Linked DNA regions of Homo sapiens: region 2 is linked to region 1. A link is a loop called in an ENCODE intact Hi-C map of the cell type or tissue named here. Cell type or tissue: sigmoid colon. All regions are shown on one strand. Region 1 overlaps PIK3R1 (phosphoinositide-3-kinase regulatory subunit 1). Region 2 has its middle 1.5 kb from the start of LINC02242.

Region 1 (2,500 bases):
GCAATTTAGCACCTCGTGCTGTCAGATGTTTTCTTACAACAGGTGCCCACAGTGCTTGCTCTTGGTCCTAAAACCTGACTCTAAGTGCATAGACTGAAGCTTCAACCCAGCTCCTAATTGACTCTTCTAAGAAAAAATGTGTTCACAGCTCAAATATCTGCTTCCAGTTTGGATCCCCAAGGGAAAACTATGTCTTCTAAAAAGTCAGGGTGCTATTGTTTTCTCTAAGCATAAAATGTGTTTTGGGTGTCAGAAACTGGAAGTGGCAAGCAGTTCCCAAACTCAGATTATACGATAACATTATAAATAGCTAAAAGGTACTGAATCAAAAATTATTATTCAGGAGAGGCAACAAGAAGATAACAGGGAATTATAGGCAAGGGAGTTTCCTTTGGAAATGTTAGTTCCTGGGGAACAGAGGCTATCTACAGTGGATGTCTGAAAAAGGCAATGAGGAGAGGACAGGGAATTAATATTATAGACATGGAATCTTCTTTGGAAATGACAGTTCCTGGATTTTAAAAGTGCTATATATAGTAAATGTTTGAAAATGTTAAACTACTCTGCAAAAATTGTCTAACAAAGGAAGGAAAACATAACTTTCCAGCATAGGAGTAAAAGTATTAGCAGAACATAATAAATTCAAAGTGTAGTACAGCCCATCTCTCCCCACCCCAACTGGCTGTCACAAATACATTACTCCCCTGTGGGGCCTGCCTTTGCACAGCCAGCCAGCCAAAGGGGTAAAAAGAACAACATTAAACCGTAATTACCGGGGCCTGCCTTTGCACAGCCAGCCAGCCAAAGGGGTAAAAAGAACAGCATTAAACTGTAATTACCAGCCCTTTGTTCATGGGTTACTCCTCCATGGTTATGTCTGCATTTTCATGTGATTTTTGGTAGACAAGACAGGGTGAAATGTGTGGGTCGGGGGAACTTCATGGCTCTTCCTCTGGATGGAGCAGCTATCAGCCACCTGTTCAGATTGCCTTGCGTTATGTACACTTTTACTTGCTCCTATAATTTAAAATGCTGAAGGGAAAAAAGCAGTAAGATTTTAGGGTAATCTGGGCTTGGCTGGGCCAGGCAGCTCTTGCTTCTGTGGTGCTCCCACCTCAGACTGGACCATGAAAGGTCCTGGGTTCCTGGTGGCACATATCACAGTGATGGCTGAGGAGGCCCCATAAAGCACGTCTTCCCTCTCCCTGGAGTGGCCACACCCTGAGACACATGCTCTGTACCACAGGACAAGTACTAATGTACTGCATCCCCGCCACTTGCCAGGTAACCAAGTTAGCTAAAACTGGCCAGGTGAATGTACTAACCTTCTTCAATAGGGCTAGGGCTAGGCCAAACTGAAAAATAGGAGGCTTGTCTTGAGCACTTGTTTTTTCTTTCCCAAACTTTTTTTTTTTTAACCCAGCTTGGCATTATTTTTTGTTCTCCATTATCTCACACTCTTGCTAATTGCCCCTCTCAATCCATGAGACTACATAGTGAATTTTGCACAACTGAGACTAGATGGTCATTCTGGATACCCATGTATGCATACTGTTGGTGCTTCAACAACAATCAACTTCATAAGGTAACAGAAAAGAAGTACAGCAATAATACCTTGAATTTATGTAGCCCTTTAAAAAATTACAAAATGTTGCTGGGTGCGGTGGCTCACACCTGTAATCCCAGCACTTTGGGAGGCCGAGGCGGGCGGATCACAAGGTCAGGAGATCGAGACCCTCCTGGTGAACACGGTGAAACCCTGTCTCTACTAAAAATACAAAAAGATTAGCTGGGCGTGGTGGCGGGCACCTGTAGTCCCAGCTACTCGGAAGGCTGAGGCAGGAGAATGGTGTGAACCTGAGAGGTGGAGCTTGCAGTGAGCCGAGACTGCGCCATTGCACTCCACCCTGTGCGACAGAGCGAGACTCCGTCTCAACAAAAATAAATAAATAAAAAATTACAAAATGTTTTTATACTTTTTTTTTGATATTCAAAGAGAAAAACAGAGTGGGGTGGTCAGAATGGAGAAAGACTCAGATTAATAACCACGTTCAGGCTGTTTTCATTAAAGAACAGAAAAACATCTAGTTTAAGGAATCAAGGTTGCTTTGAACTATGCACTATTTTGAATAAACAGATACTTGATGTTAAAGATTTTTGTGAACACGCCCCTATGAATTCAGCATCCCACTCCTTTCAACCAGGTGCTTCAGTAGAAAGAATAAAACCACACCACAAAGGCAGTCAGTTACCAAGCCTGCAAGGCCCATGGCTCTGTGGTTTTTGAAGATATTATCAGCATTTTAATGTGAAACGTCTTGCAGACCCAAAGCCCCAAATAATCACCACTTTTTGGGAATTTGTAATTTTCCAAATGACAACAAGAACATTTATGACTCTGTATATTATAATCTGTCGACTACAAGAGCTATTAATGACAAGAGAATTCCAGTGCTATAGGGAGCAGCTTTTTCACATTGATAGCCGTATGTTTCACTTT
Region 2 (2,500 bases), 610 kb after region 1:
ACAGCAGCCTGATGTTTAAATCACATGGTTGTTATAACAATGGGCATTGAAACACAGGAGAATGAATAAAGTCCTCATTGGACTATAATTTCCAGTGTTTTTGGCACTCTTGGTCCACCTGAAGAAAGGATGAGACTTTAGGAAGTGTGTTTGTTTACATTCAGCAACTGTTCTAACTCTCTAGTGGAGGAACACTTGGACAAGGAAGGTCTCTGTTCCCTTTCTAATGTTGGACATTTCTGTGTCCTTCCCTGCACATGCTGAGAAACAAGAACTGCCCACTCACTCAGTTTTTTGGATCCCTGTGTTTTGTGAGAAGGGGCAATGTTCTCCTTACCAGTCTAGGGTCAGAAACCACTCAATGACAGTGAAAGAGAACCTACAGGAGATTTACTTTCAGGAAACCAAATCTGCCAGTGAGATAGTTAAACTTGTCCTGATGGAGTGAAAAAGCAGATACAGCCAGGAGGTATGTCCGATGTGAACAGGTGCAAGACTCTCACAAGATGCTGGTTCTCCTCTTGCTAAAGACCAATGACAACAGAGTGAAGAGGGGACCATTCTGGTGATGTTTCCATGACAGCACATGAAACCCCGAAACCCCAAATCTTGTGAGAAGAGCTGCCAAACCTTTGAAAACACCACAACCACAGGGACTCCTAAAGCTTTTAGTAGAGTATCCCCCTTTACCCCCCAGAAGAAAAGTATTCAATTGACCCATCTAGTTAAATGAACTATTCACCTTCTGCTCTTGTGGTCTATAATTGTCATCCCATTGCTTAGGAATCAAGGATGCATCCATGCAGGGACCCAGCTAAAAGCAAGGAGAAGGAAAATTAATTTGTATCTAGCTTATCTTTTTTGAGTAAGCCATGAAACAACTGCATACTTTATGTCTTGGATCAACAAGGGAGCCATGCCAAATGTCAGATTAAATATTCCACAGCTGAAGTGTTTGCATAGCTTTTCAGTGGCTACCATTTAAAGAAAGAAAAACAATGATGGGACTTAAAAAAAAAATACTCCCTTAGCTTCACATGCTCACAGTGTACTGCCAGCAATTGCTCTCAACTTGGAAGGCCAGGCCATGCGTATCTTGTCCGTGGAGTGTCGGTGCCAGCTGGCAAGCAGAACCCTGTGCTTCCATTCCCTCCAGGAGCATGAAGCCCCACTGTGCATCTTGAAGGCCACAGCCGCACTGCTGTATTGTTTAACCCATAACTGCTCTGGCTAAGGAGCAAGTCATATAAAGAAGGAATTTCCTGGTTCTTGAAGTGTCTATCATGTTTCACCAATGAGTTTGCATTCGCCGCATGTGTTTTCAGTTTGGGTTGGCTCTGTGGGGATGCCGAGGAAACTGGAGACAGATCTTTATTGAAACAGAATAATAAGTCTGAACAAATCAGCTTTATTGTCATTGGCTCTGGTGTGGTTTGGATTAATTTCAGCTTTATATTTCTAAAGGATTGCTTAAGAGGTGATGCTCTCCAATTCCAGGTTATGTAAAGGAAGGGAGAGAACTGACATACCTTAAGTAACTACTAAGTGTCAGGAGCTTGCCTGCATTATCTCAATTACTTTTCCTAACAATCCAATAAAGTCGTTGTTCCTCCATTCATCTTACTGATGAGAAAACGGAGGTGCTGAGAGGGTCATTCACTTGCCTGATGTAGCACAGTTAGGAATACAGCTGTGGAGTACAATTGGTTTGTTTCATCTTAGATCTGCTGATCATTTTCTGTGACCTTGGGCAAGTCACTTCACCTCTCTGCTCTAACTTTCGCATCTTCAAAACGTGAATGATAATGAGAATCCTTCACAGAGAGTTAAAGAAAGCAATGTGTGTAAGGTGATCAGTGCAGGTAACTGGTCAATAAATTCAGCCATTGTTATATGACAGTGCGGAGACTGAAACCTAGTGCAGCTCCCTTCCAAGCTGGTGCTGATTTCCCTCACCAGTCTAGAGATCAGTGCCACCCTTCTCCATGGGGAAGGTTTAGGTGGAACTGATACTCGAGAGACTAAAATTACAGGGTGATTTAACATCCTTGCTTTAAAAGTATATTCCCTATTGGGGCAAACAAAGCCTGTAGTTCTGGCTCAGGCTTGTATTTTGGAAAAAAAAAAAAAAAAAAAAAAAAGCTCTCTGAAAAGGAAGTAGGAGAAGAGAGAAGTGATGTGAGATGTGGAAGTTGCAGGGCTGTCATCTCACTGTCCTGGCCAGTTGCTTGGATTCAGGATGAAAAAAGGAAAAGTTGCCTGGTAATATGTTTTCTCATGACAGCTGATGTCTAGTCTGTTCACTGCAGCAAAAGTGGAGCTTAACCGATGATTTTTAACAGGCATCACCATCATAATGCCTGGCATCCTGGTGCTCAAACCCCACCTGAGTGCTTCCCACGTGCCAGGCTTTCGGCTGGCCTTGGGATACAGAGATGAGTAAGACATGGTCCCAGTTCTTGCAGAGCTCCCAGATGAGTGATCAAATGAGCCTTAGAGC

The links. Hi-C counts contacts between places; a loop is a spot of excess contacts. Peaks named below come from ENCODE experiments on the same cell type or tissue, not always from the same donor. Only the 100,000 strongest peaks of a DNase experiment are listed, where the experiment ranks them.
Region 2: a loop joins it to region 1, with 3 times the contacts of the local background. A loop is called at or near these places in 9 of 110 quality-filtered maps.

The regions. Positions count from the first base shown.
Region 1 is chr5:68,255,682-68,258,181 of GRCh38, reverse strand. The region is part of intron 2 of PIK3R1 (phosphoinositide-3-kinase regulatory subunit 1); the gene reads right to left. Among named protein-coding and RNA genes, the nearest start is that of PIK3R1, 41 kb to the right of the region's middle. In sigmoid colon, no CTCF peak of the experiment used is centred here; a DNase peak (open chromatin) is centred at 1,195; H3K4me3 peaks cover 268 bases; H3K27ac peaks cover 428 bases.
Region 2 is chr5:67,647,046-67,649,545 of GRCh38, reverse strand. No RefSeq gene overlaps it. Among named protein-coding and RNA genes, the nearest start is that of LINC02242, 1.5 kb to the right of the region's middle. In sigmoid colon, no CTCF peak of the experiment used is centred here; a DNase peak (open chromatin) is centred at 1,115; H3K27ac peaks cover 591 bases.